Linked DNA regions of Homo sapiens: regions 2 and 3 are each linked to region 1. Evidence: chromatin loops called from intact Hi-C (ENCODE). Cell type or tissue: PC-9. All regions are shown on one strand. Each heading gives the region's core, and the rest is flanking DNA. Links, peaks and the distances in the headings are about the cores only.

The links. Hi-C counts contacts between places; a loop is a spot of excess contacts. Peaks named below come from ENCODE experiments on the same cell type or tissue, not always from the same donor. Only the 100,000 strongest peaks of a DNase experiment are listed, where the experiment ranks them.
Region 2: a loop joins it to region 1, with 8 times the contacts of the local background. A loop is called at or near these places in 2 of 110 quality-filtered maps.
Region 3: it touches region 1 in a loop (2.3-fold over the local background); 3 of 110 quality-filtered maps call a loop at or near these places.

The regions. Positions count from the first base shown.
Region 1 is chr3:102,350,606-102,358,845 of GRCh38, reverse strand. No RefSeq gene overlaps it. Among named protein-coding and RNA genes, the nearest start is that of ZPLD1, 80 kb to the left of the region's middle. In PC-9, for the core only: no CTCF peak of the experiment used is centred there; DNase peaks (open chromatin) are centred at 3,525 and 3,735; H3K27ac peaks cover 1,916 bases.
Region 2 is chr3:102,295,998-102,304,237 of GRCh38, reverse strand. It overlaps LOC107986105 (a long non-coding RNA gene), which reads right to left and starts at 5,381. Exons shown (of 3, transcript XR_001740817.1): 1 at 5,307-5,381; 2 at 1,764-2,017; 3 at 1,369-1,455. RefSeq lists an enhancer at 4,232-5,431. In PC-9, for the core only: no CTCF peak of the experiment used is centred there; DNase peaks (open chromatin) are centred at 4,547 and 4,917; H3K27ac peaks cover 3,066 bases.
Region 3 is chr3:102,532,929-102,541,168 of GRCh38, reverse strand. No RefSeq gene overlaps it. Among named protein-coding and RNA genes, the nearest start is that of ZPLD1, 100 kb to the right of the region's middle. RefSeq lists a silencer at 4,350-4,644. In PC-9, for the core only: CTCF peaks have their summits at 4,298 and 4,499; a DNase peak (open chromatin) is centred at 4,458.

The DNA of each region.
Region 1 (8,240 bases), core at 1,407-6,406:
TAAAAACAATATCAAAGTAGCAGTATGATATTAGAGAGTTTGCAGTGAGCCAAAATCAGGATGTTTTCCCATTAGTTACTAATAGGGCACTAAACAATTGTGAAGGTCTCATAATTTTCATCTGTAAAATGAGAGAATCACACTAGATTGGACCCTTCTTGTCCCTTGCAGCTATAACATTATGCAATTTCATTGTAAAGCCTCTATCATGTAATTCACCTTTGGTCCCTGACACATAATCATAATACCAATTTAATTGTAGAAGCAGTTATTTTCATTACTAGATTGGGCTGTACTGAAACTCCCTGGATTATGTCACATGACATAAAACAAGTGAGGGGGAAGCTCAGCTACACAAACACTGAGATTAAGAATTAAGAGAACTAGAAAAGCTCTTAGAGAAAAAAGAGCTCAAAAGGTAAGGGGACTGATTGGAGCAGGTCATGCAGAAACCACCAAAAAAAAAGAGTATGTCTATTGTTCAGAGGCTAATCAGCTAGAAAAGGCATATAAGAGGGAAGCAGATAGCTTTTTTTGTCCAGGTGGATCATATTAGTCTCAAAAAGGGGTTTTACTTGGTTAAAGTAAACTGGTTTAAACATGGTTTAAGTAAAACGTGATTTCCAAGTTTTACTCTTGGAAAACTTTTAGAAACCATGAAGTCAGAATTTAGGTAACAAGAGAGCAAGTTTGACTTTGAACTACTAAATGAGTCTGAGGACAAGCAAGCAAAGATTGAGTAAGCCAAATATGACTGTTAAATGAGTGATCTAATTAACCTCATGAGGATCTATTAGAAGAGAAGCTGCTTAAGAGACCAGTTACTAAAGAAAGACAATTCAAATAACAAGACACTACAGCCATGATTAACCATGTAATTTACTTCAAATTTTTATACTCAAGATCCTCATTCATTGTAAAACCTGACCCATAAAATATATCTTTTATTTTTACATCTGAGATTCCCATTTCCACTAGCCGATTGTTAGATTCAAGAGACGGAAAATCAAGACACGGTATTCAAGGACCAAGTTTCAAAAGAAATACATCCAGCTACCGTGATGCCTTAAGTAATGGCACTGAAATAGATCAGAAGTATGGAGGGTTCTGCTCAGGGGTTATAAAACTGTAGGGTCTTAAAAGTGAAAGTGGATTTAGAAGGCAGCTAATCCATTTCTTTTATTTTACTCATATGCCCAAGTATCCAACCCCATGCTCTCAAAGATCAGCTCCCTGTGGTTTCTTTTTAGAAAGCAGAAAGTCAGTCTCACTCCCTTACCAAATGATCTCATTAACATCACGCCCTTCTCTGTGCTGTTTCTCACTCTTCCACAGGCCACTGTTTCCCACTGATCCCCACCTGGAGTTAGGTGCACACTCCCCTCAAACGGAATGCGATGATAGTAAGAGACAGTAAATGACACTTTACAAACGGAATGCGATGATAGTAAGAGACAGTAAATGACACTTTACAAACGGAATGCGATGATAGTAAGAGACAGTAAATGACACTTTACAAACGGAATGCGATGATAGTAAGAGACAGTAAATGACACTTTACTTTCTCACTTTGTCCCACGGTTCTCGGCAACACCATCAAATAGACTTTACTGAAAAGTTTGGGTAATTCAAGGGAAATAGCACATAGAATGTGAAAAGTTAAATTATGTCACAAATAAAACATTTTCAATAATCAAGAGAGAAACACAAAACAAGTTTGCTTTAATGCCACCTCTTTTTGGCTTCCCAGACATCAGATTTCTCTATTTTATAAAAACCCACCTTCTTTTACCCCCATTTGCCTTTAGGAAAATACTACTAACTACCCCAAGGATTCTTCTCAACAAAAATCACCTATGTGCCTCCAGCAAGAAAGTCTCTCCCTTAAGAGTCATTAATTCTGGAACAATATCCTGAGGGCCTTCAAAGGGTCAATCAGTGATGACTCATAACATTCAAAGTTTTATACCATAAATCTATATAAGATAGAGCCCTCATGGGCCACTCTTTTTACAATCTCCTCATCAGCTGCATGCATAACTATATATGCTCTCAATTGTATCAATCAGGGTAGGTCATGAAAAGGAAAGCCATTGAGATGAATAAGAAGATTACCATCAGAATGGCTGGAGAGTAAAGATAAGAAAGGCCACTGCTAGCTTTCAGGAGTCAGAATGCATGGATCACAGGAAAGCCCCCGTGAAGGATCTCAGCAGCCCACACCATTAAAGTAGCCGATTCTCAAGAAGTGGCCTAGAATGAGACAAAATTTATATCATATCTACCTCTGATGATAACCACACACCTGTCCATAGTCACCACTAAAGAATAATAGCTTCTTCTTTTCTTCCACTTTCCAAGAATTACACAAATGTCTCTTATTGGCAGAATTTAATCAGAGGCCTGCTGAGAAGAGCCTAGAAAAGTAGTTGTAGAGATAGCTTAGACAGACTGGGATGATCCTCAGTATCATTCAGTCCTAACCTTTGGATACTCACCATCCATACATACCTGTTTACCAATATCTAAGTTTTGAAACAACAAAATTAAAAAACAATAGTATGCTTTCACCTAACTTGGTGAATGTATTCCTTACACAAATAAAAGCAGGTTCATCCTTTCACCTAAAGGAGAAGACATTTGCCTCTCGAGTCCCATAATTCACTGTATCCAACTCTGTTGATGTTCATGTCTATTCTCAAAGTATCCTTTGTTATTTAATATTGTACATACTGAATTATAAGATATTAAGGACTGAATTATGTCCTCCCAAAATTGATGTGTTGAAACCCTATCCCCAGTGTGACTGAATTTGGAGATATGGCCTTTAAGGAAGTAATTAGGGTTAAATGAGGTTAGAGGAGTGGGGCCCTAATCCAATAGGACTGATGTCCTTAGAGGAAGAGGAAGAGACACCAGGGGTGCATGCACACAGAGAAAAGCACATGTGAGGATGAAGTGAGAAGATACCCATCTGCAAGCCAAGGAGAGAGGCCTCGGGAAAATCCAAGCCTGATGGCACCTTGCTTTTGAACTCTTAGACTTCAGAACTGTGAGATAAAATCTTCTGTTGTTTGAGCCACCAGTCTGTGCTATTTTGCTATGGCAGCCCTACTAGACAAAGGGCTAGCCACCAGTCACATAACTTACATAAAATAGCAAAAAAAATGGGGTAGGAGAAATGATTAACACATTCTTTAGTATATAATAAACAAAGAAAAAAATATGCAGTTATCACCATCCTCATTTCTGTAACTGGTCATTTATTTTTTCCACAACTCATTCCATGTGCTTATCTCTGCCACATGTTTTGATTCCTGCATGGTCTGAGCCATGTGTGGCCTTGACTTCAATTGCTATTATCATCCATTAACTTTTACCACTGGTCATGGAAGTACCAAGAGATACCTTTAAAAATCTCCTGAGTTCTACATACTCTTTCTTACTTTGTAGTAGAAACCCTGTTTCCCTCTGATAACCAGGATGAGTCATCACAGTCAGGAAAGCAACTTTCTTATTTGCTTGTTGATTCAATGGCCTGAGAAGGCTGAAGTAACCATGTAGCAATCTCAACTGCCAGTTAAATGGAGCCCTGCTTAGTCTCCCAGTGTGATTATTCTCTTTTTAAGAAATAATAGTTTTTTAACCAGAGAACCAAAACATGCAGAAGGAGAAAGTATAAATTTTGTGAGAGGACTATTTTGGGTAAGAGTGAATAAATCCACTCTATTTCAATCCCTTGGATCCTGGACTCAAGCATTCTTTGTATTGAAGAAATAACATCATATTAGTCACTGGTTCACAGCTTATATTGCATTGCATATGACAGCTCCTCAAATTCCTAAGTGTTGTAATCCAGGGCAGCTTTGTAACTATGAATCTAATAGGCCATTCCACTGTTCTGTCAGGCCATCTGTGTTTTGCAGTGAAGGAATATCATATAAAACCAGCATCTCCTTCTCCTGACTCCCACATGGATTTAAGCCCATTACCTCTGCTATTTTATTGTACAATATCTTTCTTGGTCAAAAGCAAGATTCTGTGTGATACCTTGAGGCATTCAATTAATCATAGATGATAGTATTAGAAGAAGCATTGAAGGCAAGAAAGGCAGAGTGAGTGCCTTTTCCTATGAAGACAAATTGCTGCCCCCTCCATGATGGAAGAGATCCAATGTGATCAATGCACCACCAGGTGGTTGGCTGGTCCCCCAGACAGTGGTGTATTATCAGGGGCTCAAAAGTAGACACTGTTATTGGTAGATTAGTTACTCAGTGGTGATGACAGACAGTTCAGTCTTGGTAAAGTAAGCCCCTAATTTTGAGTCCATACATATCCACCTCCATCCCTGAAGCCATAGCCACTGTGTTCATTAGCCCATTAAAGCAAGCACAGGAATGGCTGACTGACATCCATGGAATAGGTCATCTTGTCTACTTCATTATCAAAAACCTTACTCAAATGGCTTCCCTTTGAGTATTGAGTATTTGAATATTGTGATTTAAATATTCTCTATGTCCCCATTGCAAGAGTCCTATCCACAGAAGTCTTCCCTAGATTGCTTTTCAGCAATCCATCAAGCTTGTGATTTCTAAGTTCCTTCTAAACAAACTGTTAGCTTGCTGCCCTGTGATTACTTTAGATACATACCTTTGCTACCTCTCTTTTCAGGCAAGTAAACAAAGTATTCAGAGCTCTGCCCACAGTATTCAGGGCACATTAGTGCTAGAGCAGCTGACCTTTTACTTGCATCACCATATGATGCAGTAGTATCTATAAATAAGGCTAAATAGTCCTTCTTCCTCTGTCAATTAGTCATAGGGAATGTCCCATAAGGCTATAGGTATGGGTAAAGAGATAGGCAGACGTGTAGCAAGAGTAAGGTGTGGAGCATCTGATCTACTGGTTCATGCCACTCACATGTGTTTTTCAGGACATACTTGTGCCTATTTTTATATACCCACTTCTACATGCTGAGGCATGCTATTGCCCAAGCCAAATTCATGACTTTGGTAGTCATATAACACATAGTTCATTATGGGAAGATTATGTCCCATAGTCTTCTTAAGAGAAGAATAATTAGAAGAAACAAGCATGCAAAGGCTTTTCTCAAAGCCTTCCCTCCACGTAATCCTTTTCATTCAGCTGCCCAAAGAGTGACAGGGTGACAATATGGAAGATTACCTGAGATGTTTTAGGGCAGGGGGACCTGCAAGTGGCATTTAAGACCATATGCGGATTCTATTGACCAGAACTCATCTAACTACCAAAGTGTCTAAGAAATGTAGTTTAGCTTCCTCCTCTTCACTGCTAAATAAATAGATATTTACTATTGCATAATTTCTATGAGTTAGGAATTTAAGAGTATCTTAACTTAAGAATAGCTTAATTTGGTCTGGCTCAAGGTTTTCCAAGAAGACCTTGTAATCAAGAAGTCAGCCAGGGATTCAGTCCCTCGGGATGTCTGATCAGGGAGGGTGTGCTTTTACGCTAACTCATGTGGTTGTTGGCAGGCTCCACTTCCTCGATGAAGACTGACCACCAACACAAGCACAGCTCTCCCAAAGACAAACAGAAATCATACGTTCTAGACCAGTTGTTCTCAAAATGTGGTCCCTGGACAGCAGAAACAGCATCATCACTGGGTAACTAATTCCTGGGCCACATCTTGCAATTACTATACACAAACCTCTAGGTATAGGCACCAGCAATCTATGTTTTCACAGGTTGCCATATGATTCAATGCATGCCAAATTCGAGAATCACTGGTCTGGAACCAAAAAAGGAGTAACATGAAACTTATCATCTTAGTGGCTTTCCATAATCCCCTTTCAGACTCCCAGAAATAAGAATTGATCCCATTACCCAGTCAAGTGTTTATGGCTTTAGCTACCAAGCTCTAGGGGGAAGCCCTGGTAAATACTCTCAGGCAAGAATCTACATCCTCTTTACTTTCTGTTTAGCTGGAGAAGGAAAGATCACTTTATGCTTCCAGGTACATCAAATACTTCCTGTGACAGCCACCAACATCTGTTTTCTCAATGAAGAAATGAGTTTAGACTAAATTAATACCTCTAATAAGTGGTATAATTTTAAATCTAAAGATTCAAGGGGGTAAAGACTGGTCATCTTCAAGTGGCAGAGCAATAATCTCAGCTATTCTAAAACTTCATATTTTGTTGCCTTAATTTAAAAAGCAGTCCAATTACTTCTGCAGTTTGTTTTTTTGTAAACGAAGTCACAGTCTCAATTATAATGAATTGGAACTCTATTATATATTTTGAAGGTCAAAATGAAGGTTATGATTATTAATTTAAATTCACTCTAATTTTCATTTGCTTTTTCATTAGTCATTTCAATAATACAAAATTGACCTTTCATATTGGAGAGGCAGTTAAATTTTATTAAGTTATAGTTTTGTATTGTTTTAGTTTGGTAACTAGATATTAGGTTGGTGCAAAAATAATTGCGGTTTTCGCCATTAGTTTTAAATGACAAAAACCACAATTACTTTTGCATTGATCTAATAGACATATACCATAAGTTTTCATTCGGGGGTAATTTTTTTGAGTAAGTACACGATTTACTGAGTATAAGTTATTATAAGAATTAGGTGTACCATATTTTTATAAATCTTTGGTTCTTAGTCATTGACTAGTATTTTAGTAAAACAAGAAAATTGAGATGTTCAATTTAAAAGCAGGAATGATTCACTAACCCATGAACTCATATCTTGTACATTTAGGAAAGATCATATTTATTGGTTATTTATTGTTATACAACAAACTATCTCAAAGTTTAAAGCAGTAGATATTTATTATTTTATAATTTTTGTCGGTTAGTAATTTAAGAGTAGCTAAACTTGGTCTGGCTCAAGGTCTTCCAGGAGGTTGTTGTAGTCAAGAAGTCAGCAGGGATTCAGTCTCCTCTGAATGTCTAATCAGGGGAGGGTGTGCTTTTATTCATGTGGTTGTTGGCAGGTCCCGCTTCTTCACTGACGATTGGACAGAGGTCTGTATTTCTTTTCCCTTGGGTCACTCTAAGGCTGCCTGAGTATTCATAACATGTCAACTGGTTTCTCCCAAAATGAGATATGAGAGACAGAGTGTGCATGAGAGTAGCCAATACAGAATATAAATGCTGAACTTAAATATTTTATCTCATTAATGTCAATTGTTTCCACTCAAATGAAAAGATCGTCTCTGTTAAACCTAAACTAATCTAATCCAAATCTAATTTATTAACAAAGGCCTATGTATCTCCCTGTGTAGAACACAATTACACTGTAGACCTGTTCCTACAGACTGAGAAAAACGTATTTTCTGAAACTTCCATTTCGTATTCTTAAACTACACAAGACTTTAGACAGGAAAGACCATAATGCAGAGACCATTATTTTTTATTATACCTTAATCTTGGAAATGACTTACCCTCACCTCTGTCATATGTTATCAGTCACCCATATCAAACCTGGTACATTGTGGAAGGGGTCTCCACAAGGATAGGAACACATTCAGGAGCCATGCTACAGGCTTTCTACCACGACACAACTATCAGATTTGGCAGACTGAAGATTTTTCATACAATAGTAAAATTATTTACCTAGGATGACTATTATACAGTTCTAAAACATAATCCATTTTATACCTGGGTATATTCTGGAAACATATTATATTCTGGAAACATATTATATTCTGAAAAGTTTTGTGTGAATAAAATACTGGTTAATATCTGTTTTTCCACATCTGTTTTCCCCTCTAGGTTATGAATTCATCAGGGGAGGTACTATGTCTTGTTCATGTTTATACTTCCAGCGCCTTGAACAGCAGCCAGGATACTCATGCTTAGTAAATACGTATTACTTTAAATGGATTTATCTTATATTTTAATTCGCAAAATATTTATTTTCTCATTTTAAAAAATTAAGGTATTACATATATAGAGTAAAATGTACAGAACTCAAGTGTTCATTTTGATAGGTTCTAACAATTGTATATGGCTATGTCACCCTAAACCAAAGAACATTTTCATCACCTTTGAAAATTCTCATGTGCCTCTTTCCAGTCATTTCCTCCCTTCCCCTCCACCCTCAAGCAATAACTTTCTGCTTTCTATCACCCTAGATTGGTTTTACCTCTTCTTGAACTTCATGTAAGTGGAATAACATTATGCCCAAAACCACATGTTTCTGTATCTGACCTTTCTTATTTAACATAATGTTTTTGAGAAACATGTCATTG
Region 2 (8,240 bases), core at 1,813-6,812, 55 kb after region 1:
GATACTTTGTATTTATGTAAGGTCTCCTCCTTCATTTATAATTAAATTTGAGTCTTATCTTTTTTTCTTTAGTCTGGCTAACAGGTTGTAGATTTTGTTTATCTTTTTAAAAAACCAACTCTTGGTTTCACTGAGCTTTTGTTTTTCTAGCCTGTATTTCGTTTATTTCTGCTCTGATCTTTATTATTGATATTTAGGCAATTAGTGTAATATACTTCAGCAGTTAGGGAGTATGACTTTAGTCACATCTTTTGTATTTTTCAATTGCTCTCTAGCTGACACATAACTAGGTTGGCATCTCCTTCTTGAGGTAGTCCTTTCTCTCCCTAATTTCACAAGAATTCAAAGAATATGCTCCAGTTTTGTCTACTAAGCCACTGGACATTTCATAAACTTGAACAGTGACAGAGGTGCTAACAACATTGGACCTTAAAAGGGAAAACGTTGACCTTCTTGGAAAACTCTTTCCCCATCTCATAATACTATCCCATGCAAATATTCCCATCTCACCAGTAACCAACTCAGCATTTCAAAATCAGATTAAAGGCAGCTTTCATTAGCCAAGTTCCTCCTTATTGTCCTCTTTCACCTGGACAGTGGGTTAATGTACCCATTCAAGTGGCCTTTTTCTGAACAAAAATTAGCTCCAACGTGACAAGTCTTGTCCATCTAGATGAAAAACACTTTTGGAAATTAAGTACTTTACATTCCACATCAATTGCTCTGTTATATTTGTTTCAATAAGTATATGTTTATTTTAATTTCTATGAAATCTCCCTTTTCTTTTTTTTTTACTTTTTCTTAGTGGCCTATTCTAACTATGTGAATGCAGTGTCCCTCAAATATCTCTTAAGATACAAATTAAATTGTTTCAGTAAGTTTTTCTATATTTCACCAGTAATTCAATTGTTTCAAGAATTACTTCAGTTTGTTTCGTTTGGTGGCTTATTTTTACGCTTTTTTCTTCAACATATGGAAATTCTGAGTTGTTCATTTATATTTATAAGTAGTTCATTTATATTTACAGGTTGCTAGTGTGAAAGTTACAGCTTCTTTGATAATGAACATGATTACAAATGATAGAAGCCATGACTATAGTTAGCGAGCTGGGCAGTATCTTAGTTCATTCAGGCTGCTATGACAAATTACCATAGATGCAAGGCTTAAACAACAAACATTTATTTCTCATAGTTCTGGCAGCTAGGAAGTTCATGATTAAGGTGCTGGCAGGTCCAGTGTCTGGCGAGGGCCTGCTTCCTGGTTCGCAGGAGGCCATCTTCTTGAGGTGTCCTCACATGGCAGAGAGCAAAGATAGAGGAAGCAAGTTTTTCTCACGTCTCTTCCTATGAGGCACTAATCCTGTCATTAGGATTCCACCTTCATAACCTAATTACCACCAGAGGCCCCATCTCATAATATTATCCCATTGGGATTTGGAGCTTCAACCTATGAATTCTGGGAGACACAAAAACGCAGTCATGTAGTGGATGGGAGTTTTTCATTAGAAGGTGAGCAAGTTTAGCCGTGTTGGCAGCTGACATTACCCAGGAGCACCATTCCACTTCTCTTTATAATTCCAGTACTCACTTTAAATATCTCTTGCCTATCCCCAGTGGCAGAATCCATCTGCTTCTTTATTACCTTTCAAACTGTTCGTGCCAGTTCTGTTGGAACTGGGTGGAAATGCTTTTTCCAGGTGCTTGAAACACCCCAGTTTCATTAGCCTTCCTATCAAATGCCACAAAGTTGAATACCTTCCTTACCTCTTCATAATTACGATCCCCGGGCTTTTCCAAAAATCTCCAAACTTTTCAAAGTTCTGTTTAAAATTGAACAAACTCCTTTCTTCTTCCACTGCTACTCTCTTTCATTTGTATTAACTGTACCTACCAGTTCTATTTGGTTATTTCATCAAACAAATCCTATCTGCTTTATATCATTCAGAAATGTTTTGCTTCAGCTGGTATCACTCTTCCACATTTCCTAGTGCTGCTTTAGTGTTTGCTTATTTTTCGCCCTGGTGGAACATTAAGGAAAGAAAAGTAAACGTATGTGCTTAGTAATCAAGAAGGCACTTAGCTCCCAAGTGGCCTTTTCTCTTTATTTTTCTTTTTTTGTTCCCTATTTATTTTTATTGTATTACTTTCACTGATTTAGTTTCTTTCATTTTGTTTTTATTCAAATACACTTATAAAAGCAGTACTGGCATAGGAATTAACAATTCCTTTATTCTAATCATGTTTCTGTGATTCCTGCCTGACACAGAGTAGGTACTCATTAAGTATTTTCGAGCAAATGAATACATGAAGCAAATTATCACACACTCCCCACCCCAGACTTCAGCTTTTCCAATGTGAAATTAGGAGGCCTCTGCAAGTAATAGCAAGCTATGGCTCTTCTTGGGCTTGATAAGAAAACATTTATCATCACCGAACATCAGGCACCAAGAGGGGAGAGGCAGCCAGTGTGTGAGCAAGAGCAACCTAAGACAGAAAACTGTGATCAAAAACCTAAAAGGAAACCTATGACATCAGAGTCTCAGAGGAGTTCAAAGCAACCATCATTAGGCTTAACAATTGACTCTCCGGTGGCTACAAAACTGTGATCAGGCCAGAGGGCAAGTGAGCACTGACTGAGTAAACTAAAAGAGCAAGATAATAACACAGTCTGCCTTTAAAAGGACGCATGTAAAGATCTTCTCCCTTTTCCCAAATTCCCTTCATAAAAACCAATGTAGAAAAAAGTCTCTAGGGCCCTAGGGCCTGAAAACCCAGCACTGAGAAATTATTTTAACCTCCTGGATGGGAGATCTATGAGCTGTATATCTGAACTTAAACACTGTCTGCAAGGTTGACAATGATGATAAGGTTCCCAAGTCAAATGGTAAGTCTGACACAATCAAACACAGCTGGGGTAACTCTATACCACATGTGGTCATCCGAAACTCTTCATTAGCAATGATATTGCTTAGCAAAACTAAAAGTCAAAATCACAACAATGTTTTCAGTGAGTCTTTTACATTTTGAATCACCTTGTTACCATACTATTTCTAAGAAATCTAAGTAAGGAAAAGGAAGAAATTACAAATTTTACATCTGCTTAATATAGTGATCTTCAAACACAGTCACCTGGAGTGCTTGTTAAAACACAGACTGCCAGTCCCCACCCTCAGTTTCTGTTTCAGTAGGTTTAGGATGAGATCCAAAAATTTGCATTTCTAACACATTCCCAAGTGATGGAGATACTGCTTATCCTGGGACTATACTCAGTAATTCCATAATGTCTGCTATATCTGAGTCTGGTTTTGGTGCTTACCTTGTTTTTTTCTTGCCTTTTGACATGTGTTGTAATTTTTTGTTGAAAACTGGACATGATTTATTGAATAATAGGAACTGAAGTAAATAGGCCTTTAATGTGAGTTTATATGTTTATCTGCCTAGCAGTTAGGCTGAATTTAATGTGTGGTACAGCTATAGGTGTCAGAGGCTTCAATCACCACCGGCGACCTTGTTTTTGTCTCCCATGTTGTCTTTGGGTTTCCCTAGAAACTCATTCTTAGATACAGTTTTTGTCTTTCAGTGATCCAAGTTGTAATTCACTGTTATTACGTAGGAGACCTATTGGTGTAGTGTGATGGTATTGAGGAGGGAAGCATTCTATAATATTATGATTAAATTGCTGTTTCTTATGGGCCTGAGTCCTCGGACTGCGACCTTCAGAAGTCTTTCTTAGCCTTTTTTTCTCCCTTATGTGAGGCAGAAAAGGTACAGAGGACTCGGTTGTCTAATTGCCCTTCCTCCACATAAGATAAGAGTCTAGTAAACTAGTTTTCCTTCAGGGCAGGACTTTGATATGAAGAACACACCGGGCTTATTTCAAAATGGTTACTTTTGCCCTGCCAAAACCACAAGGGGATTTTTCTCCAATCTTCACTAAAAGAATCTGGTAGGAATCTGCTACCATATGAACGTGTGTGTACCCCCAAAATTCATGTGTTAAAACCTAACCCCTAAATTGATTATATTAAGAATTGGGGCCTTTGGGAGGTGATTAGGTCATGAGAATGAATACATTATAAGATTTGAGGGAGACTGTTTGCCCCTCCTGCCATGTGAGGACTCTGCAAGAGAGACTATCTATCAGAAATGGGGCCTTCGCCAAATGCCAAATCTGCTGGAGACTTAATCTTGGATGTCCCAGCCTCCAGAATTGTGAGCAATAAATATATATTGTTTATAAGTTACCCAGTGTGGTATTTTTGTCATAGCAGCCTGAACAGACTAAGACAGGATCCCACAGATAAATCTCACAAAAGCATGACAGGTCCAGGTCCTCCTAAGACTGGGTTCCAAGAGTTTTTAACTCTCAAGCTTGTCCACACTCAGCTTCAGCAATTTTTCGGTTACCTTTAAGAAACACTCAAATGCTCCTACCCATTACTAGCTCCAGTGTTTGTGTTTCTGGCAAGCTGTGATTCTATTTGCCTGTCTCTTCAGCTTCCCAAATAGCAATTTACCCTGTCACCTCAATTCCCTGATAGACTAAGAAGAGTTGTTGAACTACATTGTTTCTTGTGGTGAGGACAGGTGAGACATTTCTAAGTTATTTACATGTGTAAGAAGAAACCAGAAGTCTGGACTGTTTGGGGACCACTTTAAGAACCACTGGTTTAGCGAGAAAATAGCCACCTTCAGTCAATCTCAGAATACATAAAAGCCTTAGGCTCCACTGCATAGCCTCCAATACCCACATTAATTTAATAATCATTTGTAGCATTATTTTCTTCCAGCCAATGTCCTTCATGTCAAAAATAATATGTGTCTCAGAAAAGGGAGAAGACCCAACACCCTTGATTGAGAGGTCTCATGTTGTACATGTCTGAGCCTGCCTCACCCTGAGTCACATCCTCACCCTAAACCACATCCTCAAGTGTACCTGTTGGAATGCTTTTAGCTGCAAGTATCAAAATACCTGACTCAAATGGTAGGAACAATAAGAAATGTTCTAACAATAAGTATTGACTACATAAGAGAGACTCTGAAGCATAATGGACTGCAGGGCAGGGGACCTAAAGGCTCAACTATGTCGTCAAAGCCACAGGTTCTTTCTACTTTCATCCTGCTATCCACACTCTATTTTATTCTAAAGTTGGCTCCCCTTATGTTTCCAGTAGGTTCTCAGTGACAAAAAAGGCTAAATGTTTTCCTCTTCATGTCCACTGGGAGAGAAAAAACTAGTTTTCTCCAGCACTCAAATAAATGCTCTTTCTTTTATACTTTTTGGGACAACTTAGGTCATATGCTTACCTCTAAACCGATACAGATGCTCCTGAACTTATGATGATGCTATATCCAGATAAACCAATTACACGTTGAAAATACTGTAAGTCAAAAATACATTTAATACAGCTGACCTACTGAACATTATAGCTTAGCCTAACCTACCTTAAACATGCTCAGAACATTTACATTAGCCTATAGTTGGGCAAAATAATGTAATACAAAGCCTATTTTCTAATAAAATATTAAATATATCATGTAATTTTTGAATACTGTACTAAAAATGAAAACAAAATGTTGTATGAGTATTTATCATTAATGTGCACAGCTAAAAGCACCATAGTAAAGTTGAAAAATTGTAAGTTGAACCATCGTAAGTTGGGAATCATCTGTAATTACTGCCACATGAAGCTCTGAGCCAATTGGCTTAGGCTTAGGTTCCTGAACCACCATATTCAAGAAGTATGAGACACATACTTTGTTTTAACTAATCAAGAACTAATGAGGAGCTCAGTCAGTTCTGCAAACTACAAATGAGAAAAGAAAGGATTCTTAGAGCATAGAACTTTTGACATAATTTTGACATGTGCTAATATGAGTCTAAATTTGAGAATACACACCACTAGTAACTGTGAATAATTCCAGTGACACACTTTTAAGACTTCCGGTCTTAAATATAAAAAGTGTCTTGGACACAACACCTATCATGCCCACTGAAGATATTACTCTAAAACATTCTCACAAGATGTGAAATCCCTTCTCCTTTCCTCAAAAATCTCCAATTGGCTTCACAACTATTTAACAGGAGAAACAAAATAAACTTTAGCATTCCCTTTGCCTTGGACTCCTTTAGAAAGTTGTAGAGCATTATTTTCCTTTTGTATTTCAGCAATTCTGTTTGCAGGCGGCTTCTTCTTTTTTTTTTTCTCTAAGCTGATCATTATGGATAAACATAAAATCTCTAAATAGATTTTCCTAGTCAGTTAACCATAATCTTGGGGGAAAACATAAGGTAGAATCATTATTAAAAACCATTCTCAGTAATACACACATCTTTATTATGTCAGTCTTTTGCCAAAAAAAATAAGATTGATAGTAAATTCCACTTAATTTTTTTCTTCACAGAATCAAGCCATCTGCCTCAAAACACACGACCAGCCTCTGTTAGATGAATTCACACATTTTAAAGCCCCGAAGTAACCATTTGAATGGAAATTGGACACTTCTTGTCATTTAGGAAGCTTTTTTAAACTGGAAAGGCTTCTCATTTGTTCAATTAAATGTGTGTGTATGCAATACACTTTATGAAATTTATCCCAAAACAGTGAGGGCTGAAATAATATTTGAAACAGATGGCACAGCTGCTGTATTTAGAGAGCTACCCATGGACATAGATGGGGACATTGAGGGAACTATGAAGTGCAAGCCAAAATATTGTACAATCAAGACTCTTAGTCACAGCCATTAAAGATGGGAAAATCTTTTTAATGTCAACCTCTTCCATAATGGAGGTGTGTGGAAAGTGCTACGATGTAAGTCAAGTGGAATTTATACCCTTTTCTGGATGAACTCTTTTCTTCTCAGTTGAGCCTTAAAATTTGAAAATGCTGGATCTGCTGCCTTGGAGTTTTCTCTCTCTTGAATACTATTTGAAAACGATGCTGAAAGTATCATTCCCCAGGGAATGTTAGACAGTGCCGTGTGCATAGCAGAGAAAAGCAAATTATAGTGTTTAAAGCTAGAGGGAGGGAACTGATGGAAACCACAGACATCATTTCTCTAGTGCCCTAATTTTATAGGTGAGGAAACAAAGGCCAAGGAGGGTTAAATGATTTCACCTCCACCCCACAGAACTGGTCTCTGGAGACTCACTCCCAGGCAACTTCCATCACAAATACTGTTAACTAAAAGGAAAGGAAAGTTTGGGTATTTTTTTTTATTTTATGCCATTTTGTTTCATTTCATTTTAAATAAGACTGTCACATCTTTTAAAATTCCATTACTTATGAGGCAGATTTAGAAAGGCAAAGTAGGGAAACAGATCAATTTTTTCTTAAAATTGTTTTGAGGCAAAATTATTTTACAAAAATGGAAGTCTATATGCTCTAATTTGGGGAAACTGTGTGTGAGAACAAGAAGTTTGGCTAGATTTTTCATTTCACATTAATCATGTGGACATAACTTGCACGTTGTTTTAAAACACCTGACAATTCTGCATATTAATCTAATCAAGGAGGCTAATTTTTAAACACAAAATTTTTGAACTCAGAATTCGTGAGTGGGTGTAATATGCCTGAGCAAGCCCCAATCTTCTGCCGTACATATAAGTCATAAGCAGTGACCAGAAGGAAAATATTCCAATATTCATAGCAACAATTCTTTTTAAATGCAGCAGTGTCTGGAGTCTGAAGGTTCACACATTTCCCTCTCTGTGATGGTTTTACAGACATGAGTATTGAAAGCAGATGCCTTCAGTTTCTCTAGTGGAGATCCCTGAGCTACTGAAAACGAGAAATCTCAGCAATCACATTCACGCTCCCATATTCTTCTACATTGAAAAGAAATGGGTAAAGCCTTTAATAAGAAAAGCAACAAATAACTAAGTTTATCCATCATCTTCTATGAAGCACTGCTAACGAAACAGAAATGAGCCATATCCATCTTCAGAGGAACTTTTCCCCAGTAGACAATGATTCTGTACTTCAGTGGAGTCCTCCTGGTGAGGGCAAATTGACTTTCTAAAAGATTCTTGGTTATTCCAGGGACAGAATAAAGTCACAGCCTGACATGTTAACCTCCCACTACATTTCTAAGACAGGATCTATACACCTGGAACAGAGAAAGAATTAGGGAAACTTCAGGTCACTTCAACAGAAAGTCTATTTAGGTCTGAATGACCCCAACAGTTGGATTATTTACTACCTTTGCCTCACCAATTATTTCACCATGGCTCTGTGAATG
Region 3 (8,240 bases), core at 1,813-6,812, 180 kb before region 1:
GAAGGACACAAAGTGGGCAGAGAGCAGGTGTGTGAGATTGTGAGGTAAGAAGGAAATGGATAGGGATAAATGAGGCTGAATAGACAGGCTGAGACCAGGTAGAGAATGTCGTATAAATCAAGATTTCCTATGCATTAACTAGATTTGCCTTAACCAGTGGTCTTCAGAAATTACAACAATTATATTTAAAGCCTATATTTCTCTTTTATTCTGGTGTCGTCCAGATTCAAAAGTTCCAGAAGAACCTCGTCATGTAGAGTAGACTTAATTATAAGGCAGCCAATATCATCAGGATGTTATTGTAGAAATTATCACTTTATAGAAAGATGGGAAATTATTTCTATGAAAATAAACATACACCTGCAAATTCATGATACATCCAATGACAGTACCAGGATAATTGAATTATTCTATTAGAACAGAATTGGGTTATTACTTATACTCTAGCTTATATCCTAATTTTCCCAAGACACATAAAGAGTCATGGAATCTCATCAGAATAAAGGGATTTCCTTTTATGCTTAACTTCTGGAAACTCCTATTAAGATATATCTAAAACTTGAGTCTATGCAGGGAGAGGCATCCTGAATATAGCACATGGAACATACTCCACCACCCAAACCCAGCTTATATTTCCAGTCACTTCTCTCTGGAATCCTTCTTCGTCAAACTCCACACCTACAAAAATCCCATGAACACACATTCCACCAGTCTGCACTGTCCCAAGATTACTGAACCTGTCTTACTCTTTCTTACACTTGAGCCTTTGCATATGCTACTTTCTCTGCCTGAAATATCTTCTTCTGTCTTATTCACCTGGCCAAAGACTAACTGTCTAATCTGCTTGAGTTATTCCTTTACAATTTGGTCAAGGTACTACATGAACAAGATAGATGGAAAATAACTGGTTGGATATTGTGGGTCACAAATTGGAGAAAGATACTAGTAGGGATCTGAGGTAGCATGGAAATCAGTGATGTCCCCATGTTTATGAAGGCTAAATTCAGAGCCCAAACAAATACTTGTGGATCATCTATCATACATATTCTTTGATGCCAGTACTCAAATGCTTAAGGAAAATCTCTCAATACAGAATTTTCCTGGTTCTATTTCTTCTCTTTTTGCTTAGAACTGGATTTAATTGTCTAGACTTTTTATAGCTGTATCTCTGCTTTCACTTTTTCCAAATACAAGCCTAGTCCTTAAAGCTCACATGTCACTGGTCACCGCATCAACTTGGACACTGTTTTACTAGATCAAATATCTAGCCAGACATGGCTCACACCTCTAATCCTAGCACTTTGGGAGGCTGAGGCAGGAGGATCACTTAAGGCCAGGAGTTGAAGACCAGCCTGGGCAACATAGCAACATCCCAGCTCTACAAAATAAAATAATAAAAATTAGCCAGGCGTGGTGATCCATGCCCATAATCCCAGCTACTCAGGAGGATAAATTGAGAAAATTGCTTAATCCCAGGACAGTGAGGCTGCAGTGAGCTATGACTGCACTACTGCACTCCAGCCTGAGCAAGAAAGTAAGACCTTGTCTCAAAAAATAAAATAAAATAAAATGAAAGAAAGAAAAGAAAACAAAAGAATAAAAAGAAGTGAAATCCCAGAAATCTATACTGACTTGTCCAAAGCTATGTAAACAAAAAGTACCAAATCAGAACCAAAATGTGGGCCCCCTGACACCCAGGTCAATATATTTTTCTCCCCAAGAATTTGAGAAGTATGTTCAGTGAAACACTAGCTTCTTGGAGTGGCAATAGCCAGTGCTCAATACATTAGTTCTGTGATCAAGTACATTTGGGAAATTCTGAATTAAACAGAGTTAAGCAGATTTATTTACTGGGAAGCCTTTAGTATGATAATGTATATTGATTTACTAAATATAACAGTGTCTTCAGTTATGTCTTCTTTCTGAAGCTCCTGTGTAACCCAAATCCGCTTGTCTGAAGATAATGGCCAGCAATGGAGAATTTAGTAAACATTATATAAAGATAGTAGAGCATATTGGTTAGGGCAAAATGCTTGAGTTCAAATGCCAAATTTACTAGCAAGGATGACTTTTACCAAGTAATTTCGCCCCTCGATGCTTCATTTTATTTATCTGGAAAACATAAATAAAAATAATAGCACTGCCTCAGAGAGTTTCTGTGATGATTACATTATTACAGATGTAAAACCCTAGAACAGAGTCTGGCATATAGAAAGTGTTCAATAATCATTAGCTATTATTAGAGGAGATAGAAAACAGGACATTGTAATGTAGGTAGCAAATATCTTAATAAATACCAATTAATGTTTTTATCTTCTCTCCAAAGGCTGCTTTGATCTGTTCAACAACCTATGGCCTTTTCCATTCTTCCTCCAACACACTGTGCTCAGATCCAGAGCCCTCCTCTTTCCCTGTCATTTTCATCTGCACTTGTTTTTTTGTTCTACAAGAAGCTTGGATGCCAGGTAACCAGACAAGCCACCTTCTATCCTGAGTTAATTTCTTCGTAGCCTCTCCATTTTTTTTTAAGAAAGCGGGATACCGCTTTGATAGCCCCACACAATAGAATCCTCCTACCACCTATTAAGAGGACCTTTTTTGGTGTACATTAAAAGTCTTTTTTCTTTGATAAAAGTCCAATATCAAATGAAAGACCACTCTTTAGGAAGCAGTGCCTTGCAGCGTGCAGACGTCAAACTTAACATCTATAATTTTATATTCATATTTCTAGGGCTTGTGACTCTTTGTAGACCATTAGAATTAGTTGTAGTACAGTTTAGGCTACTGTAATAAAGAAACTAAAAAAAAATATTTAAGCTTAAGTCAGACAGGCATTGGCTTATTTCTCATGTAAGGTCTGCATAGGCATTCCAGGGCTGTTACGGCACATCAGAAGTGATGGGAAGCCAGGCTTCCTTTATCTTGTTGCTCTATTTCTCTTTAAAACTTAGCTTCCTTCTCTTGGTTCAGTGGCTGTTCCATTCCCATCATCATATCCACATTCCAGCCAGCAGAAAGGTAGAAAAAGACAAGGGGAGAAGAAAATGCATGTTCTTCATGAAGGCATGGCACCAAAGTTAGCACATATCACACAGTTGATGCCACACTTAAGAAGCTAGGGCATATTTGGCTGTATAATCATGTACCAGCACAAAGTTCTATTGAAAGAAAAAGAAAAACAATGGTTATTCTGGGATAAATAGCAGAATCTGCCACGTCTGGGTTAAACAAAATTGATAATTTTATGCCTGATAACCCCCATGAAAAAGGCTCTCGTAACAAAAATCTCCCCTCTCCCACTTCATACCCTAAACTCTTGGCTAATTTCTTTAATCATGTTTATTCTAAACAGCCCTCAAAATAAAATGGAGTTATTATTTGGAAGGCTGAAGTGAGGATAGATTTCGTTCAAAAAAAGATAGCATAGAAAAAAATAATGGAGGTATATTTTCAAGGTTTCTAAGTACTTGAATTCAATCATTTTTAAATATGATTAAAATTTAATAATTTTTTAAAATTTAATCACCTGAATTTTTAAGAATGAATGGTTTTCTAGTCTCAGAATATATGCCTTCTTTATCTGTATCTATGTGTTTGGTTAAAACCTTTTTATCTCCTGTGCCATTTTGATCTATTGAGCAAGATGAAATCAGTCTCTATCCTTTGTTTCTACCATTTCTAATCGATCTATTTTTATTATTAATAATAATAGTTAACATTTTTGAGTACTTGCTGCTTAATTTATTTCTCCCAAATGCCCAGTGATGTATGCACTATTGTTATCCCTAGCTCACAGATTACAAAATTGGAACTAGCAAGGGCTATAGCCAGGATGCCACCCAGATAATCATCTATTGAGCAACCAACTAAAACCCTATGCAGTGCTTTATCAAGCTAACAAGCTTTTTGTACAAAAACAGAATCAGGGTGGGTGATCAAGCATAAAGCATTCAGTACAAACAAACACTGCAGAAGAAATAAAAGATTGTTCACAATAACAGAAAAACTAAAGACAAGAAAAATTTTAAGCAGTCTTTAGTGTTTTTAATTCCCTAGTTCCAATGCTTCCTAACCAAGAAAGACCATGAACAGACCACTTCGGTTCTATACAGAAATGAAAGTAGAAAATGCAAAATATTTTCATTAATGAAAATCCCAGAATTATTCAGAACTGGCAAATGATAATATGTATGGTTTTAACTAATCATTTTTCAAGAGTAGATAACAGGTTCCTTGATAGAAATCCTTGGCTTGTTTTCATTTCTAAAATGTGTGCTGTTGACTTTTCCATCACATTGCTCTAAATGAACAGGAGAACGTGGGCTGAGCCTGAACAACGAGAACTCTAAAAGCGTGCGCAGGTAGCACATTTGTGTGTGCAGATGTTTAGAAGGAAAGGTGCTCCCAGGAATTGCTAACCAGAGGATTAGAGCTCAGCACCAGACAAGCTGTCATTTTCTGTGGTTGTATTTCTGAGCTTATTTACTAGGTGGCGATATAATCTTAAAAATAAGCATTAACATTTCGGTGCCAAAGTGTCAGCTCTCCAGTTTTTTCACTGAAGCGTTTTTCACTTCCACTCCTTCTTTTCTTTGGCTCTTACTTTTGCTGTCTTTCTCTGAAATTTTGTGTCATCTGCTTTATTTTCATAACAGAAAAACTATTAAACCATAAAAGCTGGCTTGAGAAAGAGAAGCTTGAAATCCCTCAGTAGTATGATCTGAATATAGAAATATAGGATCTTCAGTCTTTTGCTATCAGCAGCTCCTGAGGGCTGACTAACAGTCAGATTTATTTGCTGCATATCTGGAATTCTTTTTATTGCTAAAACGTTAGAGAAGTAAACCCATTTTCTGGTAAATGGGTAAACATATACACATATATATCTTTCTCAATACTCCTAGAAATAGACCTCCTTGAGACCAATGAAAAGCAATACATTATCAAATGTTTTTGCAAATCCAAATCCTCCACGCTTACTTCCTCTATCTCATCTTCACACATCACACCACCAGCCTCAAAGTGTATAGTAATTTTGGAAGAACTTACAGAATTATGAATAAGCAAATATCAGTTAAGGTGCTTTATAAAGAGTTAAATGGCATTCAAATACTAATTACTATTATTTTACAATATCCAGTTCTATCATCCAGGGACAAGGTAGGGGATATCTTATCTGGAAATTAGAAATAAGAAGCCTTCTTTTTTCTTGCCTTTTAAAATTATCTTGAGAAAATATCATCCCACTGGCCTATAGATGATGACCCAGAAAATGCTACCACTACAAGTTCATGTAATTACCCACTAATGTTACATGGTCATCTACTACACAGCATTGTGCTGGACATTATGACACTGTGAGAATTACTGAGGAAGATAAACCATAATCTCTCACCTCAAGAAGCACATATGTTGGTAAAGCACAGTAAACACAGTAGTTCTGACATAATATTTCTGCACTCAGAGCTCAGAGAGAGTAGGGAAGGCAGGAGGAAGTTGAAAGAAAAATAATAGATGATTCAAACTTGAACACATCCTGGAAGGATGGGAAGGATATTGACATGTGAGAAGGGGAAAGGTGCAAGAGGAGAACCTTCCAGACAGATTGACCTTGCAACTGGGATTGAACAAGTGTTCATTTAAGCCAGAATCAATGAGGAAAGGTAATGTGGGTGGATGCTACTTAAAAGGGGGAAACAGAGAAAGATTGGCGGAGTGGGGTTTGGATTGTGGAAGGCCATGAGAAGCAAGCAGAAGAGTAGATTTAATTTGACAGCAAACACCATTTCGAGGAGCACCAGAGCAACACTGTGAAAGAGTTGTTTTAGAAAAATCAGCCTATGCTGGGCCCGGTGGCTCACACCTGTAACCCCAGCACTTTTGGAGGCCAAGGCAGGGGGATCACCTGAGGTCAGGAGTTGGAGACCAACCTGGCCAACATGGCAAAACCCTGTCTCTACTAAAAATACAAAAAAATTAGTTGGGCATGGTGGCAGGTGCCTATAATTCCAGCTACTTGGGAGGCTGAGGCAGGGGAATCGCTTGAACCTGTGGGGCGGAGGTTGCAGTGAGCCAAGATCCTGCCACTGCACTCCAGCCTGGGCGACAGAGTGAGACTCCATCTCAAAAAAAAAAAAAGAAGAAGAAGAAGAAGAAATATCAGCCTAGCCATGAGAGAGGAAGGGATTAGAGAGGAAAACAAGACAAAACAGCAAGGTGATCATTCATGCATGAGAAGGTCTGGGCTAAAAGGACAGCAGTAAGGATATATTCACAAAAGTAAATATGAGAGCAATGTCAAAAGAAAATAATGCCTAAAATCTAAGACTGACTGATTTGGATGAATGAAGGGGACAAAAGTTACTCTTGTTAACTGGGATAATGGTGGTTTCACTGAAAGAGACTATGAAATTTGGGAGGGAAAGACAGTAAATGTGGCTCTAGAAATGCTATTTTTGAGGTGACCATAGGAGACTAAGTATAAATTCCAATAGGCAGTATGAAATGTGATTTCATAGCTAAAGGGTTATAGAAAAATATGGGCACCAACATAGAGGTAATTGTTGAGGAAGGAAAATAAGAATAAAATAATTCAGCCAGCCAATTCAGTATGATTGTAACATCTATATTTTAGACACTGTGAAACACTAGAGTGAGAAGACACAGAGATGAATACGACATCTCTGGAAAGAGAGACACTCTGAAGTGTTTACAATGCAATAAAATCAATTCTATATCAAAAGTGCTAAGAAAAGGAAGAAGAAAGAGAAATCAATCATGCAGAGAAAGCTGAAGGAGAGGAACATTCTCCTAACTTGTTCCAAGAGCAGACTAGAGAACACTAAGTGGTTTAGAAACATGTTTCTTCCTTCTTGTCAGAAGAAATAGTATCTGGAACAGCATAAAGATATGAAGGAACACATCTTACTCAAGAAAGTATTAATGATCAAAAATGACTAGAGCTTAGGACACACAGAAAGAGTGGTGGGAGGTGGACTCAGTGAAGAAGGTCAAGGAGAACTCATAAACGAACTGTAATGAGTTTAACTCTATGGGGAAAACACAATGGAAGCTTAGTAAGAGAGAGTGACAAGACCTGGATGTTGAGTCTTGCCAGTTTTGGGGGAGAAAAGCAAAGGAACCAGAACGAAGGAAAGTGATAGAGACAAGTGGAGACAAGGAAGTGGAAGTGATGGAGAGAGTGGTGAGTGAAAGTGATAGAGAATTTGAGTAGAAAGCTAAAAGGAAGAAAGTTTTGCAGAAAGGAAGGAACACACAGTCCTGGTGCTTAAAATTACTTAAGAAAAAAACCTATTTATTGTTTATTAAAATGTAAGTGTCCTATGATAACGAGTTAGCGAGTTTTAAAAGATGTCCCCAATGAACCATGCCTTCTGGCATTCATAATCTTGTGTAGTCCCCTCCCACAATAAATCTGTGCTTCCCTGTGACTTCCATGAACAATAGTACATGTTAGGAGTGACATGGTGACACTTCTGGACCTAGATTTTAAGAGGGGTGGCAGCCTCTGCCTCCCTTTGCTTGGTTTTGGGAACTCTAACTGGCCACATAAGAAGTCTTCTTCCTGCTGGGTGCAGTGGCTCACGCCTGTAATCCCAACAATTAGGGAGGCCGAGGTGGGAGGATCACCTGAGGTCAGGAGTTCGAGACCAGCCTGGCCAACATAGTGAAACCCTGTCTCTACTAAAAATACAAAAATTAGCCAGGCATGGTGGCGCATGCCTGTAATTCCAGCTACTCAGGAGGCTGAGGCAGGAGAATCACTTGAGCCCTGGAGGTGGAGGTTGCAGTGAGCCGAGATCATGTCATTGCACTCCAGTGTGGGCAACACAGCAAGACGCCATCCCAGAAAGAAAAAAAAGAAAAAAGAAAAAAAGTATTCTTCTCTGGTCTGGCTATCACAAAGAGACGTCATTAAGATGTCATTATAGAGAAATCCTGAGACTACATGGAGAAGGAGGGAGGTTCAGCCCTCCCAATATCTCACACAGGCCTCCAGATTATAACAGCAGCCTGCAGATGAGGAAATAGTCATCGTCTGACTGCAACCACATGAGAAACCGCAAGCAAGAGCAACAGAATAATACCCAGCTGAACACAGTAAACCCATGGAAACATGGGAGATAACAAAATGATTGCTATATTAAGCCACAAGTTTTGGAGTGAAACCTACTCCTATGAAGCAAGGTCCATTCAGCCATAAACACTCAGCACCTATA